2 separate regions of the Homo sapiens genome follow, and region 2 is linked to region 1. The links are chromatin loops, found by intact Hi-C in ENCODE. Cell type or tissue: B cell. All regions are shown on one strand. Links, peaks and the distances in the headings refer to the core of each region. The heading gives the core; the rest is flanking DNA. Region 1 has its middle 30 kb from the start of EIF1AY. Region 2 has its middle 83 kb from the start of EIF1AY.

Region 1 (8,349 bases), core at 286-8,285:
CTGTGTAGACTGTTCTCAAAAACATTAAAAATAGAACTATCATATAATTAAGCTATCCTTTTATGTACATTCAAAGAAAAAATAATGGAATACAGTTCAGCATTAAAAATAAAGTTCTGCTATTTGGGAAAACATGGATAAACCTGGAGAATATTAACAAGACACAGATAATGCAAATAGAAAAAATACTAATATTGGATGATCACACATATGTGAAGCTTTTATAAGTGAACTAGATAGAAGATAATAGTAGAATTCTAATTACCAGGGAGAGGATAGGTGTGGGAAAAATTAGGAGATGTTAGTTAAAGGGTTTTAAGTTTCAGTTATGTAAAATAAATAACTTCTAAAGATAATTGCACAGCTTGGTGACTAGAGGTAATACTGTATGTACTTCAAATGTTAAGACAGTAGATGTTAAGTATTTTTTTGCAAACAAAAATAGTAACTTTGGAAATCTAAATATGTGAATTAGAGTGACTATAGTGATTATTTTGCCACAAATAATGTATATCAAAACATGCTGTACCCTTCAAACATACAATTTCAATGTCATTTTTAAAAAAAATTATTTGCGTATATTTTCATCAGGAATACATTTGTTGATAGTTTCCTTTGTTGTTGTGTCCTTGCCTGGTTTGAGAATCACAATAATAATAACTTTGTAGAATGAATTAGGAAGAAGTTTATTCTCACTGACTTTTTGGAATAGTTTTACCATAAATTTTATCAAGTCTTCTTTGTGTGGTTGTAGAATTTGGCTGAAAATTCATTCATTCCTGGTCTTTTTTCTTGTTTGGGAGATATTTATTACTTACTTAATATTCCTACTCATTACTTTATTGCTGATTCACTCTTGCTACTTGTTGCTCTGTTCAGGATTTCTCTTTTTTCCTTGTACAATCTTGGTAGCTTGTATGTTTCCAAGAACGTATCCATTTACTCTTGTTTTCTACTTGGTGAGCATATAGTTGTTCATAAAAACCTCAACAAAATACTCTCAAGTAAAATCCAATAATACATTCAAATATAATATACCATGACGAGTGATTTTATACAAAAATGCAAGGTCAAGATATCCAAATGAATAAATGTGATTTACCACATAAACATAATTAAAACAAAAACCATGTAATCAGAACAAATGCACAAAGAAGATAATGCCTCAAATTTTTTTCAAAAAGGTCATAGACAACAAACTCACAGCCAACATCATACTGAATGGAAAAGTTTGAAAGCATTATGTCTAAGAACTGACACAAGATAAGGCTGTGTCTACTATCACTCCTAGTATTTATCGTAGGAATAGTAGTTCTAGACAGAGAAGTCAGGCAAACAATGGAGACAAAAAGTATCCAAATTTTTGGGAATGCAAAAGTTATACTTGCTTGCTGATAATATTTTATATGAAGAAACATCTTAAAAGTTCCACCAAAAACTGTTTGATAAATAAATTTGGTTTCAGGATACAAAACCAATGTACAAAAATTAGTAATGTTTCTCTAAACAAATAACGATTCAAATCATTCATTCAAATAAGCACTCTGACTTTCCAGTGCCAGGCTTTTTTGGTTACTGAAGCCATGAAGTATTGTTTGAAGTTGAGTAATGTGATGTCTGCAGCTTTATTCTTTCTGCCTAGGATTGGTTTGGCCATTGAAACTATTGTTTGATTTTAAATAGATTTCAAAATTGATTTTTCTAATTTCTGAAAAAAGTCATTGATAATGTGATAGAAATAGCATTAAACCTGTAAATTGATTTCGGCAGTGTGACTGTGTTAAAAATACTGATTCTTGCTCTCCATAGCATGGAATATATTTTTTAAAATCTCTGATTCCATTCATTAGTTTTGTAATTTACCTTGTAGACATCTTTTACCACCCTTGTTAGCTTTACTCATGAATATTTTACTCTTTCTGTGGCCATTTGATAGGATCATATTATCAGTTTGTTTATTAGCTTGGACCTGCTTGCTTTATAGAAAGCTATAGATTTTTGTGTATTGATTTTGCATCACAAAACTTTGCCAAAGCTACTTATCAAATTTAGAAGCTCCGGTCACAGATTATTAGGTTTTGAAAATTGTCAGTTCATGTATTTTGCTAGGGTTTTTTAGGTATAGAATTCTAAGATCTGTACAAAAAGGTAGTTGGTTTCCTCTCTTCCTATTTGGAAGCCTTTATTTATCTTACCTGATTTATCTGGGTACTATCTTGAGTAAGAGTAGGAATCCTTTACAAAATCGATGTGCAAAAATCACAAGCATTCCTATTCACCAATAAACAAACAGCCAAATCATGAGTGAACTCCCATTAAGAATTACCACAAAGAGAATAAAATACCTAAGAATCCAACTTACAATGAATGTGAAGGACCTCTTCAAGGAGAACAGCAAATCACAGCTCAGCAAAATAAAAGAGGACACAAACAAGTGGAAGAAAATTCCATGCTCATGGATAGGAAGAATCAATATCATGAAAATTGCCATACTGCCCAAGGTAATTTACAGATTCAGTGCCATCCCCATCAAGCTACCAATGAATTTCTTCACAGAATTGGAAAAAAAAACTACTTTAAAGTTCATACAGAAACAAAAAAGAGCCTGCATTGCCAAGACAATCCTAAGCAAAAAGAGCAAAGCTGGAGGCATCACACTACCTGACTTCAAACTATACTGCAAGGCTACAGTAACCAAAACAGCATGGTACTCGTACCAAAACAGATATATTGACGAATGGAACAGAACAAAAGCTGCAGAAATAACACCACACATCTACAACCATCTGATCTTTGACAAACTTGACAAAAACAATCAATGGAGAAAGAAGTCCCATTTAATAAATGGTGCCGGGAAAACTGGCTAGTCATAGGTAGAAAGCTGAAACTGGATTCCTTCCTTACACTGTATACAAAAATTAACTCAAGATGGATTAAGGACTTAAGCATAAGGCTTAAAACCATAAAAAGCCTAGAATAAAACCTAGGCAGAGAATGATGGTTTCCAGTTTCATCATGTCCCTACAAAGGACATGAACTCATCATTTTTTATGGCTGCATAGTATTCCATGGTGTATATGTGCCACATTTTCTTAATCCAGTCTATCGTTGTTGGACATTTGGGTTGAACCATCATTCCCAGCAAGCTATCGAAAGGACAAAAAAAACAAACACTGCATGTTCTCACTTATAGGTCGGAATTGAACAATGAGAACACATGGACACAGGAAGGGGAACATCGCACACCAGGGACTGTTGCGGGGTTGGGGGAGGGGAGAGGGATAGCATTAGGAGATATACCTAATGCTAAATGACGAGTTAATGGGTGCAGCACACCAACATGGCACATGTATACATATGTAACAAACCTGCACATTGTGCACGTGTACCCTAAAACTTAAAGTATAATAATAATAAAATTTAAAAAAAAAAGTATGGAGATTTCTCAGAGAATTAAAAGTGGATCTAACATTCAATTTAGTAACCCCACTACTGAAAGGAAAAAAATCAGTATATCAAAAGGACACCTATGTTTATTGCAGCACAATTTACAATTGCAAAGATAGGAAATAAGCCTGAGTGCCCATCACCTCATGAGTGGATAAAGAAAATATGGTGTATCTATACCATGGAATACTACTCAGGCACAGAAAAATGAAATAGTGTCTTTTGCAGCAACATGAATGGAACTGGAATCCAGTTATTCTAAGTGAAGTAACTGAACTCAGGAATGGAAAACCAAATATTGCATTTTCTAATTTATAAGTGGGAACTAAGCTGTGGGCAAGCACAGGTATACAGAGTGGTATAATGGACATTGGGGACTCAGAATGTAGGAGGATGGATGGAGGATGAGGTATGAAAAATTACCATTTGGGTACAATGTACACCAGTCGGGTGATGGGTGCACTAAAACCCCAGACTTCACCACTGTACAATCTATCCATGTAAACAAAAACAACTTGCACTCCTAAAGCTATTGAAAATTAAAAAAAGGTAACATAGATGTTAAATAGAAACAACTAAATGTAAATATAATTATGTTGACTTATGTGGGGAATATTTAGAAGAATAACAAACAATAAAAAGTACAATTTTTGGTTAAAAAACAAAAACAAAAACAAAACACCAAACCTAGGCAATACCATTCAGGACATAGGCATGGGCAAAGGCTTCATGACTAAAACACCAAAAGCAATGGCAACAAAAGCTAAATTAGACAAATGGGATCTAATTAAACTAAAAAGCTTCTGCACAGCAAAAGAAACTATGATCAAAGTGAACAGGCAACCTTCAGAATGGGAGAAAATCTTTGCAATCTACCCATCTGACAAAGGGCTAATATCCAGAATCTACACAGAACTTAAACAAATTTAAAAAAAAAAAAAAAAACCCATCAAAAAGTGGGCAAAGGATATGAACAGACACGTCTCAAAAGAAGACATTTATGCAGCCAACAGACACATGGAAAAATGCTCATCATCACTGGTCATCAGAGAAATGCAAATCAAAACCACAATGAGTTATCATTTCATGCCAGTTAGAATAGCAGTCATTAAAAAGTCAGGAAACAACAGATGCTGGAGAGGATTTGGAGAAATAGCAACACTTTTACACTGTTGGTGGGAATGTAAATTAGTTCAAACATTGTGGAACACAGTGTGGCAATTCAGCAAGGATCTAGAACTACAAATACCATTTGTTTTACAAATAGAATCAGCGATCCCATTACTGGTATATACTCAAAGCATTATAAATCATGCTACTATAAAGACACATGCACACATATGTTTATTGTGGCACTATTCACAATAGCAAAGACTTGGAGCCAACATCAGTGATGGATTGGGTTAAGAAAATTTGGCCCATATACACCATGGAATACTATGCAGCCATAAAAAGGATGAGTTCATGTTCTTTGCAGGGACATGGATGAAGCTGGAAACCATAATTCTCAGCAAACTATCACAAGGACAGAAAACCAAACCCCGCATGTTCTCACTCATAACTGGGAGTTGAACAATGAGAACACATGGACACAGGGCAGGGAGCATCACACACCAGGGTCTGTCACGGGTGGGAGCCTGGGGGAGGGATAGCCTTAGAAGAAATATCCAATGTAAATGATGAGTTATGTGTGCAGCAAACCAACAAGGCACGTGTATACCTGTGTAACAAACCTGCACATTGTGCACATGTACCCTGGAACTTAAAGTATAATTAAAAAAAAAAAAAAAAATAGAAATCCTTGTCTTGTTGCAGTTCTTAAAGAAAATACTGCAAGCTTTTGCCTTGAGGATGTTGCTTGTTACTATTTTGAGGTATGTTCCTTTAATACCTAGATTTTTTCTTAGGATCCTTAACATGAAGGGATGTTAAAATTTATCAGAAGCCTTTTTTTAATCCCTTTAGATAACTGATTGAGTTTTGCTTTTAGTTGTGTTTATGAGATGAATCACATTGATTGATTTGTATGTGTTGTACCAACCATTTCAGAGATTAAGCCTATCGGTGGATTAATCTTTTGATATAATATTGGATTTGGTTTGCTAATATTTTGTTGAGAAATTTGCATATATGTTGATCATAATGATAGCCTGAAATTTTCTTATTTTACTGTTGCTTTAACAGGATTTTATTATCAAAATGCTCCTGGCCTCATAGAAATAGCTGGAGAGGAGTCTCTTCTCTTCTTTTTTTTTTTTTTTTTTTTGAAATAGTTTTAGTGGAATGGCATCAACTTCTTTTTTATATATATCTGGTAAAATTCAGCTCGTCCTGGGCTTCTTTTGGCTCATAAGCTTTATTACTGGTTCAGTTTTGTAACTCATTTTTACTTTATTCAGGATTTCCATTTCTTCCTGGTTTAAAGTTGTGAGTTTGCTGGTTCTCAGACATTTATCCATTTTTATAATAGTCTCTGAGGGATTCTTTGTTTTTTCTCTCTGGTCAGTGGTAGTGTCATTTCTTATTATGTTTATTTTGATTTTTTTTGCTGTGTTAATTTAGTTAGTGACTGCTGATCTTACTTATTCTTTCAAACAACAAGCCCATGAATTGGTTGATCTTTTGTATGGTACTTCACATCTCTATTATGTTCAAATCAGCTCGGATTTTGGTTATTTCTTCATTTCTGCTAGATTTGTGGTTGGCTTGCTTTTTTTTTTTTTTCTGGTTCCCCTAGATATGGTGCTATGTTGCTAATTTGCAGTCATTCTCACTTTTTGTTGTGGGCATTTAACACTGTAAACTCCTTTTAACACTGTTTTAGCAGTGTCTCAGGGGTTTTATTATGTTGTACCTTTCTTTTCATCAGTGGCTAATAAATTCTTGATTTCTGCCTTATTTACTTAAAAGGTCCTTCAGGAACCAGTTGTTTAATTTCCATGTAATTGTATGGTTTTCCACAATATTCTTAGTATTCTTAGTATTGATTTCTTTCTTTCTTTTTTCTTTTCTTTTGTTGCTGTTGTTGTTGTTGTTGTTGTTGTTGTTGTTGTTGCTGTGGTTCCAGAGTCTGGTTAGTATAATTTTGTTGTTGTTGTATTCTAATTTGCTGATATTTGTTTTACAGCCAGTTTTTTGGTTGGCTTTACAGTATCTGTTGTGTTCAAATGGGAAAAAAAATGTATTCGTTGGGAGTTTTGTAGGTATCAGGGCATTTGGTCAAGCATTGAGTTCTGATCTTGAATATCTTTGTTAGCTTTCTGCCTTAATAACTGGTCTAATACTGCCAGTGGTGTGTTGAAGTCTCCTGTTATTATTGTATGGTTATCTAATCTCTTCATAGGTCTACAATAACTTGTTTTATGAATCCTTGTGCTCCTGTATTGTGTGCATGTACATTTAGAATAGTTAGATTTTCTTGAATTGAACTCTTTACCATTATATAATGCTTTTTTGGATAATTGTTTAACATCACTTTTGTCTGAAATTAGAGAAACAACCCCAATTTTTCAATCCTTTTCATTTGCTTGAAAGATTTTTCTGTTTCTATTTATTTTGACCATATGGGTGCTAATGCATGTGAGTTGAGTCTCTTGAAGACAGCGTAGAGTTGGATCTTGCTTCTATATCCAAGTTATCACTCTCACCTTTTAATTGGGCATTTAGTCCATTTACATTCAGAGTTAATAATGACACGTGAAGATTTGGTTCTGCACCATGTTGCTAGTTAATATGCAGAGTTGATAGTATACTTGTTGCTTTTTAGTGCTAATAGTCTTATGTACTTAAATGTGTTGTTGTCCATACTTAGCACTTCTTTAAGGATCTCTTGTAAGGCAGGTCTGGTAACAAATTTTCTTAGCATTTCCTTTTCTAAAAATAATCTTTTTTCTCTTTCACTTCTGAGCTTAATTTAGCTGGATATTAAATTCTTGGTTGGAGTTTCTTTTCTTTAAGAATGCTAAATATATGCCCCAATTCTCTTTTGGCATATAAGGTTTCTGCTGACAGATGAGTCACTTGCCTTTTCTCCCTAGAAAACATTTTTTCTTTGATTTCAACCTAGGAGAATCTGATGTCTACATATCTTGCAGATGGTCATCTTTTATACTATCTTGCAATTGTTTTCCGCATTAGTTGGATTTGAATGTTGGACTTTCAAGTGAGATTAGAGAAATTTAAATGGATGACATCCTTACATATGTTTTGCGAGATGCTTGCTTTATCTCTCTTTTTTTTCAAGTAAGCAAATGAGTTATAGATTTTGTCCTTTTTCCATAATTCCATATTTCTTGGTGGTTTTGTTCATTCTTTTTCATTTTTTATTTTTTTGTGACTGAATTATTTTAGAGAACTGGCCTTTGAACTCTGAGATTCTTTTCTCCTGTCAGTCTTTCCTGTGGTAAAAGTTGAAATTCTATTATGATATTCTTGAAATTTGATTTTCAGCTTTATAAGATTTTTTTTAATGGTCATTTTTTCTTTCAATTTTCTGTGTCATTTTATTGTATTCCTTCCATTCCTTTGATTGGGTTTTGACTTTCCCCTGAATCTCAATGATTTTTTTTTAAATCTATATTCTGAATTTTCTGTCTGTTTTCTCCGCCATTTCAGCTTACCTAACAACCACTACTGGCAAACTACTGCAGTCATTTGGAGATAAGGAGACACTCTGGCTTTTTGAGTGCTATAGTTTACATGCTAGTTCTTTATCATCTGTGTGGACTGATACTTCTTCAATATTTGAAGTTGTTGTTATTTGGGTGCTTTTTTTTTTCATTTCTTTTTCCATGCAAACCACCATGGCAAGTGTATACCTATGTAACAAACCTGCACATACTGCATATGTACCCCAGAACTTAAAGTTTTACAATAAAAAATAAAAACCTGTTCAGTTTAATT
Region 2 (8,349 bases), core at 290-8,289, 53 kb after region 1:
TTCCTACTCTATGAAGCAGGTAAAAAAATGTTTCCAGAGTGTTAAAGTTAGAAAGCCTGCATCTGAGCACACAACCCTAGGTAATCTGAACATCCAGATTACAGGAGAAGCCCTTAACCCTACCCAAAGAGATTTAGGGGGCCACATGAAATGTAAAAGTAGAAGCAGCAGCAGAAAGAACCTTGTACGCATTCCTAGTATCCAGCATGAGCTGAGGGAAGTCATCCATGACTACAACTCACAAGGGCCTTCATGAAAGTCAAACAATGAGATCAGGGAGTGTCACAGTGTGGAAGGAGCTCCCAAGTGAATTTTGTAATTCTCTAAATGGGGAGAAACTTCCTCGAACACAACTGGGGACAAGTGTGAGGATACTGTAGACAGGAGCACAGGAGCTGGGCAGCCAGCTTCACATGAAGACATAGAGGGTCATGGAATAGAAATCAAGGTTGTTATCTCTGCAGGGAAGCTTACAAAGTGGGGAAGATCTGAGTTGTGTGTGCAAGCTACCTGGATTTAAACAAGGTGCTGTTAATGGGGCACTGTTCAGGTGAGACCAGCTTTGTCAGGTTTTTGGGACCTGGGTGAGGCTTATAATTTCCTGCTACTCCCCACACCATTTGTGAACTTTACTGCCCAGCAGAGGCAGTTTTACTCCCTTCTGGAATATTACCTAGTGACCTGGATATTTTCTTCTGGAATATTACCTAGTGGAATATTACTTTCTGGAATATTACCTAGTGACCTGATAAACACAGTGGCCACAGCTGGCCCTGCCCAAGGAGAGTGTGAGCTCATACCTAACACTGACCCCACCTAATGGTATTTCTCTACCTACCCTGGTAGCTTAACACAAATAACATAAACTTTTAGGAGTTTTATGACCCCATCTATCACCTGAGAACCCAGAATACTTCTACAGAAAAACAAAGTAAGCACAAATCTTACTGCTACTACCACAGCTGGTGCTCTCTTTTATATGCCATCTCTTGGTGGGAGGCCAAACTGCTTAGGCCATTACAGCATCTCTCAGCAGAAGAGCACTGCTCCTAGGAGTGAGAAAATAGTTATGGGAATCTCAGCTAACACCACTGCCTACAAAAACCTGGCCAATGACAGGTCATAAGTGTGTACATGTTACAAGTTCATTACAATTAAAATCAGCATTCAAGAAAGCCATCACATTAAGTTTATATACAACTAAGGAATCAAATGGTGTATGTCATTCCCCTGCCACCTCTAAGGGAGCAGGCACTGGTATCTACTACTAGGAGACCTGAAGTCAGGTTGCATCACTAGATCCCTTCCAGACATTTCCCAGCACGAGCTTGAAGTTTGGCAGCCCATCTGGGTAGCTAGACTCAGAAGAGCAATAACAATAAATGCAGTGCAGCTCTCAGAAAGTTCCATTCACAGGAGAAGGAAGGATCGTGCACCATATCAAGGGAACACCCAGTGGGACAAAGGAATCTGGGTGGAAGGCCTTCCATCCATTATCTTTCCCACTGGTGGGAAGCTTCTTACAGCAAAGACATAATTGCAGTGCTAGTTAAAGCAGGGAAATTCTGTACCTCTACCCCAACAGGCAGGCAACCTCCGTGATTGTAAAGAGGCTTGGAGAAGAGGTCTGTTCCCACTCCCACCCCCTGCCACACCGTATACCTTTGCAGACAGAGCTGGGGCTTGTCTTATGGGATGCAGCATGAATTAATCTACAGGCAAACTTCCGGGAACAATTCAGGGTAATTGCATCCCCGCAGGAGGAGTGCTTCCCTGATTCAGACCCGCACAACAGGCAGAGTCACAATTTCTGTCTACTTGGAACATAAACGTTCCTATGGATGATAAGAGGTACCTGTTTGATCTGAAAAGCTAAAATATGGGACAGGAATGAGGCTGAGAGGCAGATAACTTTTCTCCTTGTCTGGCAGGGGTGCTAAAGTAGCTCTCCCCTTCACTTTGATAAATCCTCAGCACATCTAATTGAGAGCTCCCACAGCCACCTTCATCAAAGGTTGGAACCTCTACCCAACACTGGGTATTACATCTTCCTAGATCTACCCACATTAGCTACAACCAGTGTCTACCCAGGGTTACCTGCCCTATTGACTGAATCATCAACTCAGTAAATAAAATCCTGGGGGGAAATTAAATAAATAAATGAAATGTACACATTTTAGGGGGAAAATTAAATAAATAAGTGAAATGTATACCACTTGAGAATGAGCTAAGCTTCAAGAGATCCCTGCCATTCCAAAACCATAGAAGCCAGTGAACTCATCCACATACCAAGAACATTACTACTACAACCAGCATCTCAGAAAGCCAGCACAAAAGGACGCTCTATAAGTAAAAAAAACTCATACAGGGTCATCACCACTACAAGCACCAAGAACAAAATTAAGCTAAAATAAACTATAAACATCAAAGTCAGATTATTAGGAATAAGAAAAAATAATCAAGTAAAAAATAAATTCAAGAAAAACTTAAAAAAATAGTTTATCCATGTGAGAAGAAACAAGAAAGGTATTCTAATAATATGACAAAACAGGCTCTATAATTCTCTCCAGAGATTATACCAGCTCCCCAGCAGTAAATCTAAACCAAGATGAAACCTCTGAAATGCCAAAGAATTGAGAAGATTGATTATTATGATACTCGAGAAGATATCAGAGAAAAGTAAAAAACAACCAAAAATTTTAAAAATAGGATATGAATTTTTAAATTTCCAAAGAAATAGCTATAATAAGAAAAAAGGAATCAGAACAATCATAACTTCTCTGGAAATTAAAGACACACAGGGGAATACTAAACACTGTGGAAAGTTTCAATAATAGATAAGAACAAGTAGAGGAAAAGATTTTAGAGCTCAAAGGCAAGACTTTTAACCCAATGAAACAAAGACAAAATAAAAAGAATTCAAAAACTGAACACAGTCTCCAAGAAATATGGAATTATGTAAAACTGACAAACCTAAGATTAATTGATGTTCTTGAGGGAGAAGTCTAAAAGTTTTGAAAACTTAACTTGAGGCAAAAATTGAGAAAATTGTCTCTGGCCTTGCCAGACATCTAGACAGCCAAATGCAAGAAGCTCAAAGGATTCCTGGGAATTTTATTGTGGAAAGATCATCATCACCAAAGAACAGAGTCATCAGAATATCTAAAGTCAAAATGAATGAAATAATTGTGAGTTATATGTGAAACGGCAGGAGATCGGTCAGAGTGGTGGGAGAAATTTATAGGGAAAGGAGCAGGCCTTCTGAAAGGTCAGAAGCCTCTGCATAGCTTCAGGGGAGAATAGCTGAAGGCAGCTGTTCTCTATCTCTGAGGCAGACAGCAAGCGGTAGGTACAAGGAAGTGTAGGGGAATTTATCTTAAACAGGCTTATTCACTTATATTGACCAGGAACTGATGCTTGATCATCCAGGTGCATGACACTCCCTGAAAGGGGAACAATAAATATTAATTTCCCACAGATTGTGTTTGCTCCAGGCTCTCAGCATTATGCCTGCACTGAATAAAAGCAAGCAGCTCTAGCTTCTCGAGGCTACACTTTGGCCACTAGAGCTAGGCAGACCCCTACCGGATCTTACACTGCATACCTGTGTCTAAGTATTCCTTTTATCTGTCACTCGGCCAGGGTCTGCACAAAAAACATGGCAGGTAGTGTCCTTTGTGAGGAACACTGCAATGGATCACAACAGAACCCTCAAAAATGAAGGTGAAGTGGGCCGGGCGCAGTGGCTCACGCCTGTAATCCCAGCACTTTGGGAGGCCGAGGCTTGCAGATCACGAGGTCATGAGATCAAGGCCAGCCTGACCAACATAGTGAAACCCTGTCTCTACTAAAAATACAAACAATTAGCTGGGTGTGGTGGTGCGTGCCTGTAGTCCTAGCTACTTGGGCACTCTAGCCTGGGCAACAAGAGTGAAACTCCGTCTTAAAAAAAAAAAAGAAGGTGAAGTGACTGCACAGTAAGTAATTTGTGTCTGTTCAGCATTCCCAAGTTGAAGGGGATTTTCAAGCTAGGGTTTCACCATGGGACAACAGTTACCAGCTCAACAGCAACAGTATATAAAAGTATTGAAACAGCTACTTAAAGCAAGTGGAGCCTCGGTTTTGCAGGCTCGATTAAGGAAACTAATGCAAACTGTTGTTTGCCATAACCCCCATGGTTACCTAAAGAAGGCACATTAGACTTAGAGCTCTGGGACTAAGTGGGGAGAAACTTAAATGACATCATGCAGAAGGGCAACATGTCCCAGTAACATCTTTAACGTTATGGGCCTTAGGTAGGGCTGCTTTGGCCCCACTCTACACAGAATAGCCTAAAAAGGGAAGGGAGGAAGAACTATCATCTACCTTACCTCCTCCTCCTCTTCCCTCAGACCCACTGTTATCAAGTAAAGGTGCCACACAGGAGACAGAGATTTTCCCTGAGCCCCCTCCACCAATAAATTGGAAAAAAGACAGATGATACACTACAGTTATGGGACCCTAACTTAGGAAAGCATATTAGAAGGGGAGCTCTTGGCCTACCCAGTGATGCAAGATCAACAAGGAAATCAGGTACATAAACCCATTATTTTCAACACTTACAAGGAAATGAGAAAAAACATTAGAGAAAATGGAGCTGCTAGCCCATTTACAAAAGGATTAATTGAGGCCATAGCAAACAACTACCATATAACCCTGTGGGACTGGTCAGTATTAGCTAAAACAACTTTAGAGGCCAGTCAATACCTCTAAATGTCATGAGTTGTGAGGACAACAAGCCAATCAGAATCAATAGGCCAAGCAAAACATAATGGCTGCTACGTTCAGGGGAGGGGTCCCTGTATTAATGCACAACAACAATTAAATTTTGTCCCTCTTTGCACAAGTATCTTTGTGCATTCACAGGATCTGGGACCAAATTCCCCAAGGCAGAATTCATCAGGGGGCTTTTGTAAATGTTTGACAAGGGCCTCAGGAGGCATTTGTTGAATTTATCAGTTGGTTGACCCACGCAATTGAGAGACAAATTACTCATGACTAGGCTGCTGATATCTTATTGTTGCAATTGGCTTAAAAAAATGCTAATGTAGACTGCCAGCAAGCAATGTAGGCAATCAGAGGAAACGCAGCTACAGTCAGGGGAACTTACATGAGGAAGTCAGCTGGTGCAGACTGAAACACACAAAGCCAGAATATTGGCAATGTCATTACAGCCTCCTAAAGTGAAAAGAGAGAAAAACCCAAATTGTTTCTATGTGGAGAACCAGGTTATATGAAGCAGAAATGCCCCAATAGTAAAGACCAAAGTAACTCAGGAAAAGAACCTTCTTCTATATGCCCCTGAGGTAAAAAGGGACAACACTGGGCAAATCAAAGTAAGTCCAAATTTGATAAAAATGGCAACCCCCTAAGTAATTAAGTTGAAAACTTCAGCAGCTTTCCTAGATCAGATGGAAAGCCCTCAGTCCTCTTTCTCAGAGCAGCCACCACTGGGAACTCACAACTGGACTTACTCTGCCCCAACAAATTAGTGCTAAAAGAAGAAGACCCTAAAAGGGTTGCAACAAGAGTCTGGACCCACTGCCTCTGGAAACAGTGGGATTGGTCCTAGGGTGATCCAAACTATCCTGTAAAGGAATCAATGTGCTTACCAGAGTAATTGATAGTGATTATCAGGTGACATATTAGTTATGATGTAATCTAAAGGACTACATATGCTCTCCTATATCTAAGATAGCTGGATTACTACTTACTATACTGGGTTCCCAATGCCCAGGGAAAGGAAAGGGGACAAGGATGTTTTGGAAGCTTGGGAGCCACAGGAGTATATTGGGACCAGTTAATCCCTGATCAGAAACCCGTGATTACCTTAAAAATGGGAAATAAAAATTTTACTGGCCTGTTGGATACAAGGGCAGACATTTCGATCATTAATGATTAAAACTGGCCAGAAACTTGGCCCTATGTCACTCAGAATTAAAAAAACTGTCAGCATTGGGAAAGCACCGACAGCCAAGCAGAGCATGCACCTCCTAACATGTCATGATCTGGAGGGAAGAAAAGCAGTTATACAACCTTTAATCATCCCCATCCCTGTTAATCTTTGCGGATGGGATCTGTTAGTCCAATGGGGGGTCACCTTGCAGACCCTTTTCTAATAGTGGCCACTGCTGTATTTCCTCCCCTACTCCTGACATGGCTCTCTCAATATCCAATTTGAGTAGAACAGTGGCCTTTAGAGGGAGATAAATTACAATGAGCCCATGAATTAGCTGAGGAACAATTCAAACCAGTCATACAGAACCATAAAACAGCCCTTGGAATTTGCCTGTTTTTGTCATTCCCAAAAATTCTGGTAGATGAAGAGTTTTGCATGACTTACATGCTATCAATGCTAATTTGCCCTGATGGGGCCCGTTCAACAGGGTCTCCCTTTTCAGGTGGTGATTCCTCGAGACTGGCCCATAGTCATTATTGACTTAAAAGACTGCTTTTTATACTAGTCCCCTTGCAGAACATGACATATAATAATTTGTGTTTGCAATACTAGCTATCAATAATGAAAGTACAGCTCACCAATTTTGCTGGAAAGTATTTCCTCAAAGAATGCTAAACAGTCCTACCATGTGTCAGTATCATGTAAATCAGGCTTTGCTCCCCAGTAGAAAATAATTTCCTAATTGTGAGGTCATCCATACCAGCAGCCCCAAAGGAGCCAATACTTTTGAGTTTATATGCCTGTCAAAAGGACACAGTTATGAGGTTTAATCATAGCACCTGAAAATGTACAGATGTCCTCCCCTTGGAAATATCTTGGATACATACTAACTTCCTGGTCCGTAAGACCTCAAAAGTTTAAATTGAATACTAACACCTTACACAGCTTAAATGATTGTCAAAAATTACTGGGCCCTATTAACTAGCCCTGCCCCACCTTGGGCATAAGTACTGACAAATTACAGAACTTGTTTTCATCCTAAAGGGCAATGCAGCCCTGGACTCACCCAGTACTTAACCCCCACTGCAAAAAGAGAAATTGAGGAAATAGAACAAGCTATTTTTCAGGGGCAACTATATTGAATAGACCCACAATATTCAGTCCAATTGCTTGTTTTTCCTACTAAGCATTCTCCAACAAGATTAAAAGGACCAATGGTCCCAGGGCTATGCTTCCTAGAATGGGGTTTTTGGTCACATACTGGGACTAGAACACTATCTCTCCATGTCCAGCTATTTAGTAAGTCATCTATACAGGTAGAAAACGATGCAATCAATTGCAAGTTTATGACCCTGATGTCATAAGAATACCCTTAAGTAAAAAACAATTTGAAGCACTCCTGCCCCTATTTCTATACTTTGAGATAGCACTCTCTGATTATGAGAGCCATGTAGAACATGCTCTTCCCATTGACAAACTACTTCAGTTCTTATCTCATGTTCCCGTAGTTATGCCTATGTAGGTAGTTCACTCCCCCATACCTAACACATTTATGCTTTTCACTGATGGCTCTGGTAAATATGGAAAAGCAGCTACCTGGTAGGAACCACAAAACTCCCTCACTCGATCTGAATTTACTAGTACTCAGAGAGCTGAGGTTACAGCCCTAATATTGACCCTGGAAATCTTTTCCACTCAGCCCATCAATATTGTTAGTGACTCTGCTTACTCCGTTTATTTATTGCAAAACCTCAAAACAGCCCTCATGTCCACTACTGAGCCCACCCTGTGTGCCCTTTTTCTTCAACTTCAGCAATGGCTGGATCAATGAAGACATTATATTTTAATTACACACATTCAGGCCCACATCTTGCTGCCCAGTCCACTAGTTCATGGCAATGATTAAGCAGACCTGAAAGTTATGACGTCAGTGCTTGACCAAGCCACCCAATCACATCACTTTTTCCACCAAAATTGGAGAAAATTAATTAAACAATTTCAACTAACCCAAAGACTACCTAAACAAATTATTTTACAATGCACAGATTGCCAGCACACAGGCACATCCCATCCTTCAACAGGGGTTAACCCTGGAGGACTAGAACCTAATCAGTTATGGCAAAAAGATGTTACACATGTCCCTGAATGTGGAAAACTAAGATACGTACATGTATCTGTTGATAACAATTCCCATCTAATTAGTGCTCATGCTCTTTCTGGAGAGTCCACATGATATGTCATTAAACATCTTTTCTTAACTTTTGCATTTATGGGGCAGGCCACCAAAATTAAAACTGGTAATGGCCTGGCTTTTACACCTGCTCAGTTTCAAAAATTTTGTCACACATGGAACATCCAACATTCCATGGGTATCCCATATAACCCCCAAGGACAGGTCATAATAGAATGTG

Evidence for each region. Hi-C counts contacts between places; a loop is a spot of excess contacts. Peaks named below come from ENCODE experiments on the same cell type or tissue, not always from the same donor. Only the 100,000 strongest peaks of a DNase experiment are listed, where the experiment ranks them.
Region 2: it touches region 1 in a loop (1.8-fold over the local background); 2 of 110 quality-filtered maps call a loop at or near these places.

What each region holds. Positions count from the first base shown.
Region 1 is chrY:20,601,241-20,609,589 of GRCh38, forward strand. No RefSeq gene overlaps it. Among named protein-coding and RNA genes, the nearest start is that of EIF1AY, 30 kb to the left of the region's middle. In B cell, for the core only: no CTCF peak of the experiment used is centred there; no DNase peak of the experiment used is centred there.
Region 2 is chrY:20,654,525-20,662,873 of GRCh38, forward strand. No RefSeq gene overlaps it. Among named protein-coding and RNA genes, the nearest start is that of EIF1AY, 83 kb to the left of the region's middle. In B cell, for the core only: no CTCF peak of the experiment used is centred there; a DNase peak (open chromatin) is centred at 5,137.